Linked DNA regions of Mus musculus: all the other regions are linked to region 1. Evidence: chromatin loops called from intact Hi-C (ENCODE). Cell type or tissue: left cerebral cortex. All regions are shown on one strand.

What was found. Peaks named below come from ENCODE experiments on the same cell type or tissue, not always from the same donor. Only the 100,000 strongest peaks of a DNase experiment are listed, where the experiment ranks them.
Region 2: a loop joins it to region 1, with 2.4 times the contacts of the local background. A loop is called at or near these places in 2 of 42 quality-filtered maps.
Region 3: it touches region 1 in a loop (6-fold over the local background); 2 of 42 quality-filtered maps call a loop at or near these places.

Annotation. Positions count from the first base shown.
Region 1 is chr8:117,466,522-117,474,521 of GRCm38, reverse strand. No RefSeq gene overlaps it. Among named protein-coding and RNA genes, the nearest start is that of Mir7078, 11 kb to the right of the region's middle. In left cerebral cortex, CTCF peaks have their summits at 3,111 (motif pointing right) and 4,100; DNase peaks (open chromatin) are centred at 3,125, 4,040 and 4,566; H3K4me3 peaks cover 305 bases; H3K27ac peaks cover 1,358 bases.
Region 2 is chr8:117,250,270-117,258,269 of GRCm38, reverse strand. It overlaps Cmip (c-Maf inducing protein), which reads right to left and starts at 1,251. Exons shown (of 21, transcript NM_001163262.1): 1 at 869-1,251. The coding sequence starts at 1,168. In left cerebral cortex, a CTCF peak has its summit at 4,693 (motif pointing left); DNase peaks (open chromatin) are centred at 795, 962 and 1,622; H3K4me3 peaks cover 2,249 bases; H3K27ac peaks cover 2,024 bases.
Region 3 is chr8:117,066,096-117,074,095 of GRCm38, reverse strand. It overlaps Pkd1l2 (polycystic kidney disease 1 like 2), which reads left to right. Exons shown (of 43, transcript NM_029686.4): 5 at 1,504-1,651; 6 at 5,783-6,012. Among named protein-coding and RNA genes, the nearest start is that of Pkd1l2, 12 kb to the left of the region's middle. In left cerebral cortex, a CTCF peak has its summit at 4,170 (motif pointing left); a DNase peak (open chromatin) is centred at 4,171.

The DNA.
Region 1 (8,000 bases):
ACACACACACACACACACACACACACACACACTGAATGAATGAATGAATGAATGAATGAATGAATAAATAAATAAATAAATAAATAAATAAAATAAAGGCATGCACCTTTAATCCCAGAACTTGGGAGACAGAGGCAGGTAGGTCTGTTTCAGGCCAGCCTGGTCTACAGAGTGAGTTCCAATATAGCTAGGGCTAAACAAAAAAAGGGGCTGGAGAGATGGCTCAGCGGTTAAGAGCACCGAATGCTCTTCCAGAGATCCTGAGATCAAGTCCCAGCAACCACATGGTGGCTCACAGCCATCTGTAATGAGGTCTGATGCCCTCTTTTGGTGTGTCTGACGAGAGCAATGGTGGTGTACTCATGTATAAAATAAATAAATAAATCTTTTAAAAAAGAAAAAGAAAAACAAAAACCAAAAAAGCAAACAAATAAAAATCACATTGAGCATAACTAGCAAGACTCTTTCTCTTTCTTTGTTTCTTTCTTTCTTTCTTTCTTTCTTTTTTTTTTTTAACAAATTCTTTTTTTTTTTAAAGATTTATTTATTTATTATATGTAAGTACACTGTAGCTGTCTTCAGACAGCACCAGAAGAGGGAGTCTGATCTCATTACAGATGGTTGTGAGCCACCATGTGGTTGCTGGTATTTGAACTCTGGACCTTCGGAAGAGCAGTCGGGTGCTCTTACCCACTGAGCCATCTCACCAGCCCCTCTTTCTTTCTTTCTTTCTTTCTTTCTTTCTTTCTTTCTTCCTTCCTTCCTTCCTTCCTTTCTTTCTTTCTTTCTTTCTTTCTTTCTTTCTTCCTCTCTTGTTTGTTGTGCTGTTTTTGGTTTTGTTTTGTTTTGACTGAGTAAACTGTGTAGCCTGCCCAGCTAGGGGCTTGCTTTTCAAAGGGTCCTGTGGGCAGAACCCAGGGCCTTGTGTGCTCTAGCGCTAGTTCCTCAGCCGCAGTGAGTCCATTGTTCTCTCCTTGGGGACACTTTAAAAGCCAATTTATATAAAACAGTCAATTAAAGAGTTACCAGGCGATCACAGCTGGTCCTGACTTCAAAATAGAAAAACGAGAAAGAACAAGGGAGGAGAGATAACCAACGTGAATGTCTCCCGATACTCACGGTAGATGAACGCATGAGCACAGTGTGGGCTGTGGGCCTGTGAGATGGCTCAGCACATCAGGGGGCTTGCTGCCAAGTTTACAACCTGGGCTTAATCCCTGGGACCTCCATGGCAAAAGGGAACCAGCTCCCAGACACTCTCCTCTAACCTCCACTTGTACCCTGTGGCACATGTGTGCCTGCACACACACACACACACACACACACACACACACACACACACAATTACTTGTGTCTACACAAAACACAATAAACTATTTTGGGGTGGGACATGTATAGAGAGTGGAATATTATATAGCCATGAAAAAGACGGCAGTGATGACCCATGCTACAATAAGGATGACCCCGGAAGACATATTCAGAGAGATAAGCTGGATGCAGAAGGTATGCATCATTTGATTCCACTTATCAGAGATCCACAGAGTAGCTAAATGGAGCAGTTAGAGACACACATCAGAAAGACATTGTCAGACACTGAGAGAGGAGATGGAAATAAAGAGTTAATGAGCCATGTGCAGAAAAAAGTGATTCAAACCAGGGGCTAGGGATGTAGCTCAGGGTGTGAACATGCAAGGCCCCAGGCTCCATCTCCAGTAACGTGGCACACACAAGAAGGTCAAAATGACGAGTTTAGGATACACACATTTTAATTACATTTAGTGGCGCTGGGGGGCTGGGCATACACACTCCATAACACTCATGTGAAGATCAAAGGACAACTTAGGGGAATTGGTTCTCTACCCACAACATGCGGTTCTCGGAGATTCAACTCAAATCATCAGGGTTAGTGGCAAGCACCCTCATTGCCTAGTGCTTGCTAACCACTTGCAACAGAAACAAAAATGTGTTCCCACAGACAACAGCATGCCACATCTCTTGCTTGGGTCATTTAACATGTCTGGGGGACTTTCCCAGGCAGTCAGGGACCAGAGTTAGTTCGGGGCTAGTCTCAGGTCTTGATGCCCTGGGGAAATAGCTAGTACCTCCAGGTGTTCATCTGTTCATTTAGAGGTTTTTAAAGGATGTGCACAGACTAACCGGCTGGCAGACACTGTGCCTTCAAGAGACAGAAGTGAACTCCTGCCAGGCTGTCCCTGCCTGACCAAGGAGAAGAAGTGTGTTAAGCAGTCCTGAGCACAGAGAGGTAGCTGTGGTCAAAACGCCCATTTTCAGGAGCTAGAAAGCTGGTAGCTGGTGGCAGGGGGTGGGGGTCACACCGATTTCAGGGCAGAAGCAGATCCCTTTAATCCCAGCACTTGGGAGGCAGAGGCAGGAGGATTTCTGAGTTTGAGGCCAGCCTGGTCTACAGAGTGAGTTCCAGGACAGCCAAGGCTATACAGAGAAACCCTGTCTCGAAAACGAACAAACAAACAAAAACAAAAACAAAAAAATCAAAAAGGGGCGATCGATCCTTGAGACACTGCAGGAGTCTGAAGAATGCTCACAGTAGAGGATTTGGGTCGGGGACCCAACTCTTACCTTGTCCCTGTTCCACAGTGATTGTCAAAGCTCACACCTGGGCCACCACTGGAACAGCAACCCCAAAAAAAAAAAAAAAAAGCCACAGTAACCAACCAGGGTCAAGGGTGACAGCAACGGGAATGAGAGAGAGTACTTTATCCACCCTCACACCCGGGCTGGGGAAGAACCAGAGAGGGGTAGTTCAGAGGAACACATCTGAGATAGAAGCCTTCTTCAGCAGTCGTTAAGAAACTAGAAAGAAGGCTGGGCGGTGGCAGTGCATGCCTTTGATCACAGCACTCGGGAGGCAGAGACAGGAAGAGCTTTGTGAGTTCAAGGCCAGCCTGGTCTGCAGAGTGAGTTCCAGGACAGCCAGGGCTACACAGAGAAACCATGTCTGGAAACAACAGAAGGAGACCAGAAAGAAGGACATGACAGAACTACCGCCTGGGGGGTGGGGGGTAGCTCAGCTCTCGCTCAGTGTCTACAACCTGGAAACTTTAGGGCTCTCCTCATTCCCCTTCAAGGAGCAACCAGCAGGGGGCAGCCGAGCCCTAGCACTGTCCCTCCTCCACCCTTTCCATCTGCTGGCTGCTGTTTTCTGATACAAGCATGGCCCACAGAAATATTTGTGGAGCCCTCAAATGTGGGGCAGGGCAACACCCCAGCACTCCACTTCACCCAGTGGAGGAGCCTTGCCCAGATCTAGTGAGGGAGGAGGGCAGGCAGAAACCTCTTCTACTGCCCCCTCCTCCTTCCTTTCCTTCTCTCTTTGAGACAAGATCTCTGTAGCCCAGGTTAGCCTCTAACTCACTAAGTAATGGGGAATGACCTTGAACTCCTGGTCACTTTTGCCTCCATCCTCCAAGTGCCGGGGTTACAGTATTTATCGCCTTACCCAGTTCTATCTGGCACTTGGGAATGAACCCAGGACTTTGTGAAAGATAGACAAGCCTTCCACCAACTGAGCTATAGACCTAGCACAGAATTGGTGCTCTTTGCCCTCGGCTGGACCCTTCTGAAGGAGGAGATCTGCAGAACGCCCAGCTCCTGCAAGGATACTACAGTTCCGCACTGTAGATTCTAAGATTACAGTTTCTAGACCCCAAAGCGGGGGATCCAGGTTCCATCTCACAGAGTTTCCCGTCCTTCTACCTTCGAAGCCAATGCAAGAACGCAGCCACATCTGAGACCCAGGGGCGGGCAGGCAGGGAGCCCTCCTGGTCCTGGCACCCTGACTCCTCCTCCCTGCAGGAAGGACTGTGCTCCGGGCTGAGCTGCAGCCTGTGAGCCTCAGCCTACTCTGACTGCTACTGCCCTCCTTCCCAGCCTGGTGTGTGTGTGTGTGTGTGTGTGTGTGTGTGTGTGTGTGTGTGTGTGTGTGTGTGCGCGCGCGCGAGCGTGTTGAAGGGGGGAGCTCTGCAGCAGCTGCCTCCTGTAAGGGAAACTGGGTCTCCATGGTAACATTGACGTCAGGGGCCCAGGTTGGGAATGAGGCCTCCCGCCCCCAGTGGCCAGCTCAGCCCAGCCTCAGCCCTGATCTGCAGCAGCTGGGACCCCGGAGTGCTGAAGCCGCCGGCCTTGCCCTCTGATCTGACCCATTAGGGGATGCGGGGATGCCAGCGGCCCTCGACAGGTGCATGCATCCCGGTGGACCTTGCTACCTGTCCTCCTTTGGCAGCCCCCATTTTGTCCTCAAAGTGCCCTCAGCTGGTTGCTTGCTTAACAGACCCTGCTTCCTGCTCCATTTATCATCAGCCCCCTCCCACAGCGCATGTGCACTTAATGAGAATGGGGAAGAAGGTGCCGGGAAGGCAACCATTTCCCAGCTTATCATTTAGCGCACACCCCACTCTATACCCGACCCCAGTTCATTGTTCTGGGATAAAGATCCAAGAGGCCTTAGTTAGCCCTTCCTCTGCTGTGCAGATCTAGAGGTCTTCCCTCCGGTCTCTCCAGCCCTTCCCAAAAGCCTGGCCCTGCCTAAGGGTGTCCCGACATGCTCTCCCTCTGCCTGGAAGACTGGTTCATCTCCACTCTGGGGAGTCATTCCCAGAGTCTTCCCGTCTGGACTTAGGCAGCCTCTGAACCCAGGCTCCTCTCAGAGGTCCTGTGCCTTTTATCCACTCTCCTCATGGCTGCCTCCTCACTTAGACTGGGTGGGGCTTGAGGTCACAGATGGCTTGTGTTTTATACGTTCCTGAGTCCTTGAGGTGCCTGTGTACAATAGATGTATATGCTCTCTCTCTCTCTCTCTCTCTCTTTCTACACACACACACACACACACACACACACACACACACACACACACTGGTGAGATGGTTCAGTGAGTACGGACATTTGACCCCAGGTCTGGCAGTCTGACTTTTATTTACTTATTTATTTTTTCGAGACAGGGTTTTTCTGTGTCCCTGGCTGCCCTGGAACTCACTTTGTAGACCAGGCTGGCCTCGAACTCAGATATCCACCTGCCTCTGCCTCCAAAGTGCTGGGACTAAAGGCGTGTGCCATCATGCCCGGCTGACTTTTTTTTCTCTTCTATCTTTCTTTCTTTCTTTCTTTCTTTCTTTCTTTCTTTCTTTCTTTCTTTCTAGATTTATTTATTCTATATATGTGAGTATACTGTAGCTGTCTTCAGACACACCAGGAGAGGGTATCAGATCCCATTACAGATGGTTGTGAGCCACCATGTGGTTGCTGGGAATTGAACTCAGGACCTCTGGAAGAGCAGTCAGTGCTCTTAACCGCTGAGCCACCTCTCGGGCCCCAGGCCTAACAATCCCCAGGTGCCATGTGGTAGAGAAAGAGAACGCTCCCTTTCACAAGCTCTTCCTCGACCCTGCCGCCCCGCACTCCCCCCTCCCCCCCAATAAATGAACATAAAGTGTAATAAAAATCAACTTTGTGTGTGTCGTGCTGGGTGGGAATGGGATCCAGGGTCTCCTACAGCACCCTGAGCTACACATGGAGACAACCCCCCCCATACATTCTCACACAGCCCTGAGACTCAGTTCATACACACATCAGCCACATATACCTATGGTCCATACGCTAATGTTTATAGTGTCTCAGACTCACAGAGCCACCACAGTCAATCTCAGATGTCTTCATTGTCTTGAATGACACCTGTTTGTGTCAGCACTTGTGCCTCCCCGCTCCTCCCGGTGCTCCCATGCCCTCGATGGGTTCTCTGTCTTAGAAGCCACATGCATGGACTCATCAAACTGAGAGAATGTGAGCCTGTGCCAACAAAGGGAGGCTGCAACCCGCAGTGGCCACAGAGGACCACCAGAATTCTGAGGAATCTCTGACTTGACTGCCCCAGGGACACACCTGATTGTTCGAAATGCAAGCTAAAACAAAAACAACAACAAAACACTGCAGTTTAGGGTCGGGGTGTGGCTCAGCACTAGACAGCTTGCCCAGTATGCTCAAATAATTAAGTCCCTGCATTTTCCCCAAACCCCAGCCCCACCCTCCAATCCTGTCTGTTAGAGATGGCTCACACACCTGAGTCACTGACTCCGTTCCATCGCCCAGCAAGCCAGCACGCCCCACTAACCCAGTATCCATTCAGTTATACCATGCAAATGTGTGGGTCAGATCTGTTTCTCCCTCCTATTGGACATGCAGTAGGCTGTCATATTCATGACTGCCGCATTCTTTGCATTCAACCAGCTGCGCCTAGCATACGCAACGCCTTGGAATCACCACCAATAACGCCAGTTGTGGTGGTGGACGGCTGCAACCCCAGCACTTGGGAGGTGCCACATGGGACGAGAAATTCAAGTCCATCCTTGGCTATATGGAGAGTCATAGGCTATCCTGGGCTACAGGAGACCCTGTTAAAGGGGAAGACTGGGGGGAGTGGGGGACTAAACTCCAGCCATTGAGTGTCTCTGCTTCTCAGAGTCATTTTCTGGACTCCTGTTTTATAGAAGTCCTAGAACTGGCCGTACCACATCTGCTGAGCCCTTAAAATGTAGATAGCCAAACTTAGGTGCACTCTAATCCTACACCACGGTGTCTCGAAGCCTCTTATGGGAAGTAAGAGCATGCCCACTGCTTCATTGCTATTTTTACATCGGTTGCATGTTGAAAGGAGAATGCTTGTGGATAAATAATCACTTGATTACAATCGATTCCAGCCAGGCCTGGTGGTGCGGTGCTTTGATAGGTTTGGATCCCCATAGATTCATGCTCTTAGAGGCTTGGCTCACAGGACGTGCCACTATTACAAGGTGTGGCCTCATTGGAGGAAGTGCGTCACCATGAGGGCCGGCTTTGACGTCTCGTGTGCACCCAGTATGGAATCCCAGTCTCCTCCTGGCTGCCTTCAAGTCAAGATGTAGAACTCTCTGCTTCTCCAGCACTATGTCTGCCTGCACGCTGCCATGCTTCCCGCCACAGTGATGTGCCAGTCCCAGTTAACTGCTTTCCTTCATAAGAGTAGCCTTGAGGGCTGGAGAGGTGGCTCAGCGGTTAAGAGCACTGACTGTTCTTTTGAAAGTCCTGAGTTCAAATCCCAGAAACCACATGGTGGCTCACAGCCATCCATAATGAGATCTGATGCCCTCTTCTGGTGTGTCTGAAGACAGCTACAGTGTACTCACATATAAATAAATAAATCTTAAAAAAAAAAAAAAGAGTTGCCTTGAGGGGCCGGAGAGATGGCTCAGTGGTTAGGGGCACTTGCTGCTCTTCCAGAGGACCCAGGTTCCATTCGCGGCACCCACAACTGTCTGCATTTCCTGCTTCACAGATGAATGCAGGCAAAACACCAAATGCACATAAAATAAAAATAAATAAATCTTTTTTTTTTTTTAAAGAGTTGCCTTGGTTACGGTTGTTTCTTCACTGTAATAAAACCGTAACCAAGACAGAGGTACTCCTCAGCATAGTGGAATGCTGAGGCAGGGGCATCTTGAATTCAAGGCTACCCCGGGCTACATAAGAGACCATTGTCTTTAAAAGGATTCCAGGTCAGTTCCACCTGTTTCCCTTTTGCTTCCCAAAATGTACGCACTGGAAACAGTGCTTCTGAGAGTCTTCCTATGTAGCCCACCCTATCTAGCTTTGGGCTTAGTGCAATCCTCAGCTCCCTGTCAATGACCTCACACCCCACCTAGCAGCTCCCCAGCAGCCAGAGTGTGTATAGAAGGCTGTGCCCAACCACGTGGAAGGCATCCTGTGCCCTGGGGCATCCTGATTTCCTTCTGGATTCTCAGCCCTTCTCCTCCACACAAATGAGGGGAGGCAGGCAAGCCATGTGGAGCTGGGCCAGTCTTTTTACTCTTACATGGAGAGCATTAAAAAAAAAAAAAAAAGCCAAGGATGGGTGGGGCATGGCGGGGCACGCTTTTAATCCCAACACCTGGGAGTCAGAAGCAGGTTGATTTCTGTGAGTTTGAGGCCAGCCT
Region 2 (8,000 bases), 220 kb after region 1:
TCCTGTATAGGCCCTGCCCACCGCCCCCACTCCCCCTCCTCGACCCCACCACAGCTGTCTGTCCCCAGGAGGAAGAAGGCCACCATTTGCAGATTCGATTTCCGAAAGCAACTAGTAAGATCCTCCTTTCTCCATCTCATCCAGCTGACCTGGCCCTGGCCACACAGCAAAAAAAAAAAAAAAAAAAAAAAAAAAAAAAAAAACTGTAACAAAACAGGACGCAGCCACAAAACATGCTTACACACGCTCCACAGACAACGCAAGGGCAGGCTGGGCAGCCCAGCTGCTTCTACCCAGAGAACTCGACTATCCCAGGGTCTGAGCGGGTCCAGGACCTCGGCCCCCTGCCCCCCACCCTCCAACCTCCTAACGTGCGAAGGAGATTTTTAGAAAGGGCAGGCACCCGGTTTTGCCTTGCCAGGCCCGGCAGGGGAAAAAAAAAAGGGTAAAGGCAGGCTAAAGCAAACGCAGGAGTTGCTTTCTGGAAATTGTTGGCGCTGGGGGGTTACGGCTTTTATGGAGGAGAGGGTTGCGTTTTGTTTTCTCCTGTAGCTCAGATCCAGATGGGCAACGAGTTCAGAAAAGGAACAAACACCACTATCCTCAGGGCCCAGTCTAGGGTCCCAGACATCAGAAACGCAAGCGTTTAGGCAAAAGTCCCCAAGCGCTCAGCCCGGGTGGGCTAAGTGTCCAGGACACGAAAGAGGATTCCCATAGCCTGCCTTGGAGGATCAAGTCTAGAGGTTCCAGCCCAGCCCCGTGCGCAGGCCGGGACTAGGGGGCCGCGCGCTCGGAGACAAGCAGCGGGGCGCCTCGGTCCCGAGGGACCCCAGCTTGGGAAGCCCCACGGCCACGCAGGGCCACTCACCGTGGCGGATGCTAAGCTGTTGTCGGCCAGCGTTAGGTGGTGCGGCTCCCAGCGCCTCAGGAATTTGGAGGTGAGGATCTTGCTGAGAAAGGTCCGAGGGTGCCGGATGACACAGACCTGAATGTCGCCCTCCTGCAGCAGCTTGTACCTCATCCCGTTGCAAAGCAGCAGGGCCCGGCGGCAAGGCACGGCGCCCATCACCTTGGTGCCCTCGGGGCCAGACACGTCGCTCCCAAGCAGCGGCTTGGTCTCCTCGATCTGCCGGGGGTCGCCGCCGCCCGAGCTGCTCGTCACATCCATGGCCGCGCCGGGGCGGGGGCCGCGCGCGCGATCGCGGCTGGCGTGGGGCCGGGCCGGCGGGGCCCCCGCGGAGGGCCCGCACCCCCCCACCGCCGGGAAGGTGGGGGGGCGTGGGCTGGGGGCGCCCCGCGGGGACGAACGGGAGCGCGCGGGGGCAGGCGGGGGCGCGCGGGGCGCTTCCTGGGCTGCTTCCTTCTAGCTGCTGGGGCGCATGCCGGCGCGAACGGGTTGGCGACTGCGGCGAGGGCGGCGGGCGATCGCGGGGCGCAGAGAGGATCGGGTCCTCGGGGGGCGGGGGCGGCGCCGGGGACGGCGGGCGCGGGCGTGTCTCGGCCTCGCGCGGGCGCGCTGTGCGGTGCGTGTGTCCGCGTCCGTCCGCGAGTGTGTGCTGCGGGCGGGGGCCGCGCCGGCTGCCGGGGAGATTGCGGGAGGCTGGCGCGCGCGATTGGTCCCCGCGGGGTCATGTGCCCGCCCTCTGACGTCAATGGCGGCAACAGCGGCTTCGGCCTCCCCGGGGCGGGCGGAGTCCGGGATGGGCCGGGCCCCGGGCGGGGACTTGGTGGAGGCGGGCGCGGCCCGACGGGAGGGGCGGCCCCTGGGGAGGGGGCCGGGGTTGGGCAAGCGTCGACAGTCCCCGCGCCGCGCCCCGGAATGTGGGTAGTGTTCGAGGGGACGTCACGCGGGCCGCGCCCCCGAGGGTGCACAGCTGAGCACTAGCCCTGCGCCCCTAACCACCACGCCATCCTGGGCCGGGCTTGGGAAATAAAGTCAGCCCCATGACCAAGAGGATGCCGACCAGTACTTCCCCTTCCTAGTCCAAGACTGGGCCGAAAGCTGGGGTTCTGCCCGCTGCACCCCTGACACCGCCTTTCCAACACAAGCTGCTTCCCCAGGGATGGCCAGATGGGTCCACAGAACAGTTTCTTGGGGTTGAAACTATCCCGCTCCACAGAGCTATGCATGGTCGCTCACCACTACAAGCTCAGTACTCAGGGGGGGCTGAGGCAGGAGGATTGCTGTGGGCGCAAGGCCAGTTTGAGCTACATAGTAAATTTCAGGCCAGTCGAGACAGAAGGCCCTGTTTTTAAAAACAAAATAAGATAAATAAATAGGACTGGGGGTGTACCTCAGTTGTCAGGAGAGTGTTTATCTACCATGCACAAGACCCTAGATTGGTTCTCGGACACTACATCACTACCTAACCCCACAAGGTGGCATGAGCATATAATCCTAGCTCTAAGGAAGTTGGAAGCAAGCACTTGAATTCAAGGTCATCTTTGGCTGTGCGTTCGAAGCCAACTTGTAGTATATGTCTGAGAAGAGAAGAGAAGAGAAGAGAAGAGAAGAGAAGAGAAGAGAAGAGAAGGGAAGGGAAGGGAAGGGAAGGGAAGGGAAGGGAAGGGAAGGGAAGGGAAGGGAAGGGAAGGGAAGGGAAGGGAAGGGAAGGGAAGGGAAGGGAAGGGAAGGGAAGGGAAGGGAAGGGAAGGGAAGAGAAAATTTTAAGGAAATGCCCCCTCCCTCTTCTGAAATAGCCCCCACAGAAGGCCTCTTCTCTGGTCTTTGATGCTTCCTGGCCTTTGCTTTGGGAGGCAGTACTGGGAGAGGACACCAACCCTCAGCGTCCTGAGGAGAGCCCCTCCAAGGGTCTCAGGAAACAAATCTCCCCCAGAGTGATCTAGCAGCCTTGGGTTCCACCCACACCACAGGCCATTCCAGAGTCTCAGACTAAACCTGGCCAACCCTGGTCTTCAGTTCCCACACTAGGACAGGCATCAAATGGGCCAATGTGACAACTTGGAGACAATAAAAAAAGTCCCCTTCCGTCATTGGTGGGGAGGAGCCCTTCCACACGTCTTCCTCATCTCCAGTCCCCGGCAAGTCAAATCTCTAACACCTACAACTGGTCTCAAGAGATGGTGAAATTGCTTCGAACACAAGTTCACATCCCCAGAATTCACAGACACTGACTTGGTCCCAGGTGACTATAATCCCAGTGCTTCTACTACAAAATGGGAACAGAGAAAAGAAAAATCCACCATAAGACCACGGGCCAGCTAGCGTGGCATACACAGTGGCAGTACAGGAGACCCTGTGTCAAACAAGGTGGAAAACAAAAACACCCAAGATTGACCTCTGACCTCTACACAAGTGCTGTGACATGTGCATGTCTGCATTCACTCATGAACGTGCACACAAATACACCATGCACACACACACAAGCTCTCTCTGCCTCCTATGAGTACTGAATGCCCCAGTAGTAGTGAATGCAAGCGTTGACCTGGGTTTCACTATATAGTGAATAGCACAGAAAGTTCTTAGCGTCCCTGAGATGGGACTATTTACTTATGCCAGCTCTTGAAGGCACACTAAGAACAGCCGTCAGGGGCTAGGAAGAGGAGGAGACAGGTTTCAGCTTGCCTCCCTCACTAAGTAAAACACTTAGCCAGTTGTGGTAGCACAAGTTTGTAAGCCCAGCACTTAGGAAGGCTGAGGCTGGAGGAACATGAGTTAGCAGCCAGCCTAAGCTACATGTTTCTTGTTTTGTTGTTTTGTTTCGTTTTTCGAGACAAGGTTTCTCTGTGTGCTGCATGTCTTGGGGAGTGCGGGGAGAGCTCCCATTCTGTCCGTGCTGGAGATGGGCAAAAGCTGTCTCTGTGGCCCAGGGGAGACACTATTAGGCTAGAAACTGGAGATTCATTACCTGCCCATCATTCACTGACAGTTTATTCAAGTGCCAAACTTCAACAGGCTTGTAGAAAACATTGACCAATAAGAGAAAGAAAGCCCTATCCCCAAGCCCCCTGATATGAAGATGAGTGTAGAGGGGTGGTGGTGATCGAGAACCATTCTCCAGCCTTTTTAGGCGTGGGGTCAGGCCCACACAAACCTTTGTTGAGTCCTTGCTATCTGTGAGCCTAAGCCGGGAAATGGGTTATTAGTAGCTGTTATTGTCAGTCACAGTGGCCCCTAACCTCTTGAGATCCGCAAGGATGCTCTCAGCGTGCATTCCTGCAGATAAGGACACAGAGCGATCGAATGGCCTATCCGGGCCCCCAGCTAGTCAGGATGGGCTCAGAGCCCAGAAGCCGTGCACAAATCAGACAGTGGCCACATTGTACTTGGGGTTAGATGAAAGAGGGGCACCTAACCCAGGTAGATCGAGTAAGCATGACACTGGGCATGTGTCCCAGCTCCAAGAGGGCTTTAGAAATCAGATGAAGAGACTCAGAGGTGCTCAGTAGTTAAGAGTGCTTTCTGACCAGCGGGTGATGCCGCACACCAACCATCAGGAGGCAGAAGCAGGCAGATCGCTGTGAGTTCGAAGCTAGCCTGGTCTACAGAGCAAGTTCCAGGACAGCCAAGACTACACAGAGAAAACTTGCCTTGAAAAACAAAACAACAAAACAAAGAAAGAAAGAATACTTTCTGTTCTTGCAGAAGGCCTGAGTTTAAGTCCCTGAACCCAGAAAAGGCAACTCAAAACCACGTGTCAGTCACTAGGGCCTTGGGTGATCCAGTGCCCTCTACTGGACTTGAAGAGTATCTGCACTCACATGCACTGCATAAACACAGACGCACACCCACACCATTGAAAATAATACATTTTCTTAAAAAGGAAGGTGTGTGTGGGGTGTGTGTGTGTGGAGGGACCAGGTAAGGGGACAGAAGCTGCGGGGAAGGTAAATTGCTCACAAAAAGGTGACAGGTTAGAAGGCTGTTTGGCTCATCCAGAAAACTATAGACCTTTGTCAGGATGCAGAGGCAATGGGTAGAGGCCTGTGCGGTATGTGGCCAGTGCCCTGAAATGCAAGCCCAGAAACGGGAGTAGTAGAGAGTGATCTCATGGAGTAGGTGCAGAGTGAATTGCACGTGGCATTTTCACAAGGCCATTGGCTATAGCATGGTGTGACCGAGGGTAGCAGCCACATAACCTGGCCCAGAGGAAGCCAGCAATGCGTCTGTCAAGGGCACTCTGGTGGGAAGGCAAGATGGTCTGAGTCCAAATCACTGGGTGGATGAGTCTGTGTCAACAGAGCTGCTCTTTGTGTCTGGGACAGCTGTAGCCGTCCTCTCCTGATCCAGGGTCCAGGCTCCAGCAGAAAGGTGACTAAGCCGAATTTAGCTCAGACATGCTCAGTGCAGTCAGTGGGTTGATACCTTAAACATTAAACAGAAGTGTCATGACAGCAGCAACCAGTGCTCAGCAGCAGGTCCCGTAATTAGACATTCTGTTGGTTTCGGTTTGCTCTCCCTGCCAGCCCAGAAAGCCATCATCTTTAGAGAGAGGAAGTTAAGACTCACAGTGAGTCAGCTGATGAACTCAAGAGAGCCAGCCAAGATTCAAACCTAAAACTGAGCACGGGAGCTATAGCTCAGATGGGAGGGTTTCCCTGGCTTACACGAGGCCCTGGGTCCCGTCCCCAGCACCACACAAACTACGTGTGGTGGTAGATGTCTGTACTCCCCGCACAGGAGAAGTGGAGGCTGGAGGATCAGAAGTTCAAGGCCAGATTGAGCCACATGAGAAAGATGGCTCAGCATATTCTTACAGAGAACCTGGGTTTCGGTTCCCATCACTCACTTGAAAGCTCACAACCGTCTGTAGTTCATAACTGGAGGAGTCCCCCTTCTGGCCTCCAAGGACTCCAGACACATATGTAGTGCACAGATATATATGCAGGCAAAACACCCACATACATAAAATAAAACGTATTAAGAGGAAAATAAGAAGCAAAACCTAACTCAAGATCGACTTGCTCTGCACTTCTGCATGGCTCCTCATTCCCCTGGGAAGGCTGGGAGCCGTCACAGATACCTTTGATGTCTCCCTGAGACAGTGCTCAGAAAACCCTGAATCCTCTCTCTGTCATCTTTAGGTAATGAATCCTCTCTCTGTCATCTTTAGGTAATGCTACCTCTTGGCTTTCGTTTAGAATCAGTGAAGCAGAGGCTCACAGCATCGCAAGGAAGCCAAGCATGGTAGTGTCTGCCCGTGACCCTAGCTCTTGGGATCTCAGGAGGCAGAACCAGGAGGATCGTCTTGACTTCTAGTCATCCTTGGCTATATAGTAAGCTCTTGTATGGCTTGAATTACAGGAGACCTTGTCTCACAGTAATTTTAAAAAGGCCGGGCATGATGGCTCACACCTTTGGTCCCAGCACTCGGGAGGCGGAGGCAGGCAGATCTCTGGGAGTTCTAGGACAGCCTGGTCTACAGGGTGAGTTCCAGAACAGCCAGAGCTATTACGAAGAGAAGCCCCGTCTCAACAAAAACAAAAAAAATAAAAATAAAGACGGGCGTGGTGGCACATGCCTTTAGTCCCAGCACTCAGGAGGCAGAGGCAGGCAGATTTCTGAGTTCGAGGCCAGCCTGGTCTATAAAGTGAGTTCCAGGACAGCCAGGGCTATACAGAGAAACCCTGTCTCGAAAAACCAAAAAAATAAAAAATAAAAGGATCCAGAGTCCCCTTACATGGGACAGACACCCAAAAAAAATTCCCCTTTCCACGCTAAGTTTTAGAGCTATACAGATAACAAAAGAAACAGAAGAATGTGAGTCCTCTGCTCTACTAAGGACTTTGATGAAGTGGTAATGTCCCTGCTAGGGAAGGGCACGTGAAGTTCAGTGCCATGTCCAGTGGCAATCTCTTTTGCATAGCTCATGAAACGGCATGCAAATCTTGACGCAGACCAGGCAGGCAGGGTTCCTTCTGGAGAGGCTTAGTTTTGCATCCAGGGGTACAAGCAAACAAGCCGGCTTGCTAAAATAAAAGAAAGCCCTGTTTCACAGCTTGCCAACTCCCCTGGTGTAAAGACTCCCACTGAGACTCATTAGGAGCTATTGAGTTCATTGCTGAACAGGAAGTTCAGAAGAGATGCACCCCACAAGCCAGGTGTAATGGTACAGGTCTGTAATCTCAGCTGAGAGAGAGGCAGAGTCGGGAAGACTGGGAGTTTGAGACCTATGTGGACAACACCAAGAGTTCAAGGCTTGCCTGGACTGTGTCTCATAGCCCTGTTTCAAAGTAAAGAGACCTGGGGGTATAGGTCCATGGTAGAATGTTCGCATGGCACACATAATCCCCAGTACCGCAATGAAAGCAATGAATAGAGATGCGCCCTATTCTATTGTATACAGTGGACCAGGGCTCAGTCAAACATGCCAAGGCCAGCATCTGGACTACCACATCTGGAATATTTCCCTTCTGGACATTCTACAGAGAAAGCTTGGTAAACTCTACAACAGGCACACATAATTCAAGATGAATTCAGTCATCGGAATCAGAAACGAACAAAGATTATAACAAGGCACACTTCTTTAACCCCAGCCCTCAGGAGACAGGGATAGGAAGGTCTTTGTGAGTTCAAGTCCAGCCTGGTCTACATAGCAAGTTCCAGCAGCCAAGACTACATAGAGAAACCTTCTTCCAAACAAACAAGCAAAAAGAACATAACGTTTGGGGCTGGAGGGAGGATTGACAGGTTTGGTTTGGTTTGGTTTGGTTTGGTTTGGTTTGGTTTGGTTTGGTTTGGTTTGGTTTGGTTTGGTTTGGTTTTCTGAGACAGGGTTTCTCTGTGTAGCCCTGGCTGTGCTGGAACTCACTCTGTAGACCAGGCTGGCCTCGAACTCAGAAATCCGCCTGCCTCTGCCTCCCAAGTGCTGGGATTAAAGGCATGTGCCACCACTGCCCAGCTAGACATAATTAAAAAAATACATCTAGAAAAGAATATAACATTTATTATTGATTTATAGATCATAATCGATTATTTGTACTTTGTATGGGGTGTATGTATGTGGAGTGTGTGTGTGTGGTGTGTGTGTGTTTATGCC
Region 3 (8,000 bases), 400 kb after region 1:
TGAAATTCAAGGCTTACAATGTTTAATATGAACCAGTTTACAGCAACTCATTTGCCACTTTTAGCCATTCTTTTGTTTGTTTGTTTTTTGTTTTTGTTTTTCGAGACAGGGTTTCTCTGTATAGTCCTGGCTGTCTGGAACTCACTCTGTAGACCAGGCTGGCCTCGAACTCAGAAATCCGCCTGCCTCTGCCTCCCAAATGCTGGGATTAAAGGTGTATGCCACCATGCCCGGCACTTTTAGCCATTCTTAAAGGAAGTTTTTTGGGGGACGGGGGTGTTGTTTGTGTTAGTAGTTTTAGCCATTATAAAATAGACTTGGGGACTGGAGAGATGGCTCAGCGGTTAAGAGCACTGACTGCTCTTCTGGAGGTCTTGAGTTCAAATCCCAGCAACCACATGGTGGCTCACAACCATCTATAATGAGATTGGATGTCCTCTTCTGTTGTGTCTGAAGACAGCTACAGTGTACTTACATATAATAAATAAATCTTTTTTTTAAAAAATAGACTTGGATAATTGGTGTCCCAGGTAAGTAAATTAAGGTGTATTATGAAGCTGTTAAACAGAAGAGCACAACTCTAGGACAGCCACAGACCAATCTCTGTGATGCATTAGGTTAAAAAATGCAAGGTGCTGGGTAGCAAACATGGCCCGCACCATTTGTCCATCTGTGCAAATAGAAGAACATGTGTGTTTGGGTGTGCTTGTGTGCCTGTATCTCTCTAAGAAACAATCCAGGATTATGGTGACAATGACTGCCACTAGTCATCAGAACAGGGGTCTTGAGGTGTGTGTGTGCTTTCAGAGGCTGGCCTTGATGTGGTGGAGTACCTGCCTTGTATGTGAGAGGTCCTGGCTTTGATTGCCCAACACCACAGATATCCAGGCATGCTTGTAATCTCAGCATTCCTGAGGCAGAGGCAGGAGGCTCAGAAGTTCAAGGTCTCTGGAACTATGTTTTGTGTTTGAGGGTGGAGATATATAGATCCTGTTTTTTTAAAAAAAAGTAAAAATTAAAATGAAAAACATTTAAAAGGTCAGAGAGGTGGCTCAACAGTAGAGGCTCTTGTGACCAGATGACCTGAGATCCATCCCTGAAGCCCACATGGCGCAAAGAGAGAACTGACTCATCCAGGTTGTCCTTTAACCTTCACACACACATGCATGCATGTTCATGTATGTGCCCCACACAATAGGTAAGTAAGCAAACAAACAAACAAAAAGAGCTCTCAAAAGTAAATATAATCAGGAGTCAGAGGTAAGCGGATCTCTGTGAGTCTGAAGCTAGCATGGTCTACACAGTGAGTGCCAGGACAGCCAGGGATATAGAACGAGACTCTTGTCTCAAGATAAAATAAAACAAAACAAAATAGTAAAACTATAACAAACTTTAAATGCCTTATAGAAAAGCAATGGCTACATGGGTAGAAGGATGTGAGTCTTGAGGAGAAACAAACACCATTGGTTCACAAATTCACAGAACGTCTTGCTTGGTCTGCAGGCCTGCGGCTGGTGGTGCCCAACGGGAGCTTCATCTTTGACAATGTCACCATCTCCCTGATGTGGCTCCTTTCTCCCTACACTGGAAACCTGTCCTGTGTACTCAGCATGGGAGACGGCTATACTTTTGACCCCTACAACCCTCCCAGGTAAGAGTGACCTCTGATCCTTACGGCAGGTTGCATCGGTCAGCTTTTGCTGTATAACAAGCTACCCCCAAACCCGATGGCTGGAACCGTACCTCTCATTTCTCACGGTTCTGGGGACAGATGGATGGCTGGATTTCCTGGCTGGGTTGACCCTGTGGGTGACTGGACAAGGAAGGCCTCCCCCTCTCTCACATGTCCCATGGCTAACTAGATGTCAGCTGAGGGCATGTGTTGTTCACCATTCCACAGGCTGGCCCAGGCTGGATTCCACGTGGGTTCTAGAATTGAGAGAGTGCTATTGGCTTTTTTCTTTCAAAGCGGACTGGCAGCTCTGCCCTAGGATGGTGCCAGGCAGTGTGCTCGGGTGCCACTGCTGCAACTTGTGTCACTTCATCTGGTTTCTGGCCACCCGAGCTCTGTCACATAGTCCTTTCCCATCACAGTTTGGCCACCCTGTCTGTGTGCCTTGAACCATGTCACACTGCTCTAAGCCTCAGTGGCTTTGTCCGTGAGAACAAGATGACAGGGCTGGTGTCTTAGTAGGGGTTTCTATTGCTGCAATGAAACACCGTGACCAAAAAGCAGTCAGGGAGGAAAGGGTTTACTCGGCTCACACTTCCACAGCATGGTTTATCTTTGGAGGAAGTCAGGTCAGGAACTCAAACAGGGCTGGAACTTGGAGGCAGGAGCTGATGCAGAGGCCATGGAGGGGTGCTGCTTACTGGCTTGCTCCTCATGGCTTGCTCAGCCTGCTTTGTTATAGAACCCAGGACCACCAGCCCAGGGATACCACTACCCATATTGGGCTGGGCCCTCCCTCACTGATCACTGAGAAAATGCCTTACAGCTGGATCTCATGGAGGCATTTCCTCAACTGAGGCTCCCTCCTTCTTTGATATCTCTAACTTGTGTCAAGCAGCCAGTACAGCTGGAGAGATTGGCTCAGGGGTAAAAGACCTGAGTTTTATTCCCTAGAACCCATTTAAAAAACAAAACCCCCAACCCCCAACCAGGCATAGTGGTCTAACCTGTCTTCCCAGTGGTGTAGAAGCAGAAACAAGAAGAACCCCTAGGGTTCACTGGTCAGCCACCTAGCCTATTTGATGAATTCTAGGTTAATGAGAGACACCTGTGGTATAAATGAATGAATGAATGGCTGGTGAGATGGCTCAGTGGGTAAGAGCACTGACTGTTCTGTCAAAGGTCCTGAGTTCAAATCCCAGCAACTACATGGTGGCTCACAACCATCTGTACAGCTACAGTGTACTCATATACATAAAATAAAAATAAATAAATACATCTTTTTTTAAAAAAAATAAATATAAAAAAGGTGGACAAGACCCAAGGCTTGACATCTGAAGTTTTCTTCTCGTCTCTACATGCTCCCATACACACATGCACATGCATGCACATGTGTGTGCAGCACACATAAGCAACCCTTTCTCCCTGACACCTCTTTGGGCAGCAGCTCTAAGCAAAGGTCACCAGCATTTGTCTCTTTCAGGAGAAATAGATGACACCATGCCCCTCCACCCTCACCCCACCCAAGTGATTCAATTTCCCCTGTCTTAACAATCCACTGGACCCTGAAATCACCCAGCCACTTCTGTCATTTCTATTCACCTCGGGATGGTCCCTTGTCATACATGCGCTCTTGTTTTTGCCAACAGTGTTAGCACCCAACTTGCAGAATGTTTTAACTACGCAAGTGCCATACTGTGCAAATGTCATTTCGCTTAATTCCCTATCTTCCCTGCTCTCCTTCCTTCTTTCGTTTTTATTTCTTCTTTCTAAAAACATTGCCACATGCTCATGTAGAGAGGCCAGAGGACAACTTTAAGGAGGCAGAGATCTCCTTCCACCCACGTGGGTTCTGAGAATGGAACTCAGACCACCAGGCCTGACAGCAAGCTTACCCACTGAGTCACCCCCCATTTGTCTGTCTGTCTGCCTATCTGTCTGTCTGTCTGCCTGTTTCTCTCTCTCCTCTCTCTCTCTCTCTCTCTCTCTCCCTCTCTCTCTCTCTCTCTCTCTCTGTCTCTCCTAGATAGAATCTCCTTCCATACTTACTACATATCCCAGGCTGGCCTTGAACTTCTTACTCTCTTGCCTCATACCGAGGGCTTGGATTATAGTTATGAGCCGCCATATCCCCAGTCCCCTTACTTGTTCGACTTTTTGTAATGCTGGGGTTTGAACCTAGGGTCTCATGCATGCTAAATTAGTGCTCTACCACTAAACTATAGACTTCTAGTAGTGCTTAGCCACTTGTTAGTCTAAGAGGTAGAAACTTTAAAATTGAACCCCACTCCTACCAATGGATACCTACACGACCTTGTAGAGAACTAGCCTGATAAACCAGAGGGTTCTCCTTGAAAGCACCCTTTTCGCCTTGCATTTGATGTCCTTGTTCATGCATATGTCAGGCTGTTTTCTTTCTCTGCCCTGGAAAAGCCTCTGCATATCTGAGATTGTATTGTGGGTCTTACAAAACAATTTATATAAAGCCAACCTTGTCCAAGCCCAGAATTGGGTGACATGTGCCCCCTACTGGCAAGACTGAGGATTGACTGTTTTTCTGTCCCCCCCCCCCCCCCCCCATCAGGAGTTGCCTGGATACTTAGGCTGTACTGGGGAGACAATCTTGTTGGGGAAAATGCTAATTACAAGGGAACATAAGCCTTGTGGAGGAACTAGGTGCACACAGGCCACTGGGAGGCAGAGAGTTGGTGGTTGCGAAGAAATCTAAAGCTAAACTCCTCTGAAAGGGTCGTTCCACTCCAAAGGGGTCTCAACCCAAAAATTGAGAAACTCTGATCTAGGGGAGGGACTGGCCTGGACCTGAAAAAGCAGGTCGTACCCTGCAAAACGCTTATCCCCCTATACTCGTGGGTATAAGGGAAGATGAGAGATTCTGGGAAGCTCAAAGGTGTTCTGCCCAGGAAAAGCTGTTAATGCTTGCCTGTTGGAGGAGTCTGTTCTTGGGAGAGGAAAATGAGTAGGTACGGAGGACCAGATACTGATGGGAACAGGAGAAGGAGGAGGAGGAAGAGAAGGAGGAAGAAGAGGAGAAAGAAGAGGAGGAGGAGGAAGAAGAGGAAGAGGAGGGGAGGAGGAGGAGACAGACTAAAGGGTGAGGTCAAAGTGGAGTGCCATGGGAGACACTGCTGATCCCTCAGGGTCCCTGAGCTTGTGTAACTCTCAATCTGGGGACTGTCACCCACACACTGGCCCTGAGCCACCAATAATAGAAGGGGGAATGTGCCTGGGGGCACAACATGTCCTTGGGGCGAAGCACCTCCCTTCAACTAAAGGGATTCCTAGAGATTACATAACGGAGGTTCTTGGGGACCCATGGGTCGTCTGCTACAAAGGAGAGAAGACAACGAACGCTTTAGCCTCCAGAAGCATGTGTTCTATAAGGTTCGTGCTGTTCCAAGGGGCTGGAGAGGTGGCTTGTATGCAAGCAAGAAGACTTGAGTTTGATGCTCAGCACCCTCATAAAAAGTCAGGCATGGTGGCATGCATTGTAATCCCAGGACTGGGGAGACCGAGACCGGAGGATCCCGGTAGTTCACTGGACTCCTGAAGAATATCACCCAAGGTTGACCTCTGGCACACACACACACACACACACACACACACACACACACACACGTAATTGTTTTCAAAGGGTTGGCAGCTGACATTTTCCAAGGCTGATCCATGCTATTCCTGATCCCATGCTGAGTTGTCATAGTGTGACCTCCCCTAACATAGAGAACAGGGCGTGTTGTGTGACATCTTTTTCTTGTCTTTGTCAAACTTTTATGTATTTATTTATTTACTGACTGACTGACTGACTGACTGAGACAGTCCAGACTAGCCTCTGAATCACTATGTAGCAGAGGATGATCTTGAACTTCTAATCTTCTGCCTCCTCCTGCCGGGTGCTGGGACCACAGATAGGCGTCGTCGCACCCAGTTAACGGAGGGCTGGAGATCAAATTCCAAACAGCATCCATGCTAGACAAGACCGCTCCCCACTGTGCTACATGCGGTCCCGCCCCCGCCCCTGCCATCTTGCCTTTGCAGAGCACGAGAGTTGTGAACTCATGTATGATTGTTGAACCCCCGCTCTCCCTCCCACAGTGTGTCCAGCAACGTGACCCACCAGTTCAGCTCTCCTGGGGAGTTCACAGTGTTTGCTGAGTGTACGACCAGTGAGTGGCACGTGACTGCTCAGAAGCAAGTGATCCTTTGCGAGAAGGTGGAGACGCCTCGTATCACTGGGTGCACTGGCCTGGCTGGAGCTGGAGTCGGCCTTCTCTGTCAGGCTGTCTTTGGGGAACCCCTGTGGGTTCAGGTGGATCTGGATGGAGGTGAGTCTGCAGGATGGAGCAGGTGGAGGCACGTGGTGGGATTTGCCTCTCCCAAATCTATCCAGCTAACCTGAGGCTTTAGCGTCTTAGCTACCTTGTGTTCATTTTTTTAAACACCCGTGGCATCTTCAGGGCTCTAAGTGCTTGACCTGTGATGGCACACTCAGGATAGACTCCACGTTAATCCACCCCAAGCTAGGTTAGTGAGCCGGCGAGAACCCTCACCTTCCCAAGGCTCTTTCTGCAAGTCCACAATCTATATCTGAAACACCGGCTCTCCATACCACTTCTCTGGGCGGCGGGGGGGGTGGGGGGTGGGGGGTGGAGGGGTGGGTTTCAATAGGAAGGGGTGGGACTGGGAGGGGCTGACCACTTGCGTGGCGCCATCCTGTAGCCATGAAACCTGACAATCAGCGGTTCACACATGGATACAAGCCTATCCACAGTTCTGGCGAGGGTACACTCTGATTGGACACAGTGTCTTCCACTTAAGCCAGAGGCCATTCTGATTGGTTCCTGCATCTACCTTGATTAGCCAAGGCTTCTACGCTGATTGGTTACAGCTTCCGCTCTAATTTATTACAGAGATCACTCTAACTGTGCCCACCGATCCATTACTCCTTGGCACATCCATCCCAGGGCTTGGATTGTTCCCATCGATATTTTAAGTAGCACCGTTTTTGCCCACAGAGACACCCCTGCCTTATCCACAGCAATCTTTCCCCACAAAGCATAGTCCAGTTAGAGTGCTTAATGGAGACCTTTTGACATAAATTATGCAGTGCAGAGCTAGGGTGATGGTGATGGTGGTGTGGGGGATGTTGGTGGTGATGGCGTAATGATGATGGTGATGGTGGTGATGATGGTGATGATGATGGTGGTAATCATCAAATGAGGAAGGATCTGACTCAGTATGACATCTTTCACTCGGTCGTCTTAATGGGGATGTGATGGGGCTCTGACACGGCACTCGTGAGCTTCCTTCCTGTTCCTGTGTGCCTGCTGCCTAACAGGGGCTGGTATGTGCACCCGGGGTAAAGTAAAAAAAATCTTTTGTTGATTTATTTAGTCTTCCTACAAATGTAATTGTGTGTCAGCTCTGCCAGGCGTGGGGAAGGTGGGGATACACATGAAAGCAAAGGGCCCTGCTCCTGTAGGGCTTTGGGCTGTCACCATTATCACCAAATGATTATCATCACCATCATCAACACCACTATCTTCATCATCATCACCACCACCACCACCACCAGTATGTCCTCTTCTCCTCCTCCTCTTCCTCCCCCTATTTTTCCCCCTTTATCCAAACAAGAAATGTATTTGGCATGGCTTCTACTGGGAAGAATATCATCTGGTTACACACACATATTTTCAACCCACTATAATATTTGGCATCCAGCTAGGACGGCAATCTGCAGCCTGCAAGGGAGGCGCCACTTTGTGGGGAACAGGCTGAGTTTTATAGAGATTTGCCTGTCCTAGGTCATCAGTGGATGTTGGAGGAAACACCTTCACCTATTTTGGCTGAAAACAACTCTTGAAGTTCATTCTCCTGCTTTCCTGCTTCACAACTCTTGTGCACCCCCCCCCATGCCTCTTTTTCAGTTTCTTACTGAAGGGGGGGTGTCCCTATCATCAGGATGTTCTAAGCATTTGCTACAAACTTCTGGTTTCAAGGGCATAAACAAATAACAACGGGGCTGCAGCTGCAGCTGTTGGAAGAGTACTTGCCGTTCAAGAAACCCTGGGTTTGGTCTCCAGACTGAACACAGTGGTGCTGGCCTGTAATACTGATTCTTGAGAGGTTCAGAGAGGAAAATTAAAAGTTCAAGGCCAGCCTCTGCTACATAGTGAATGAAGTCAAGGACAGCCTGGGCTACTTTAGACCCTATCTCAAAAACAAACAAACAAACAAACAAACAAACAATTTAAAAAATGATCAGAGAGGATCCAGAAAGTTTAAAAAAAAATCACTTACTAAACCGATCTCA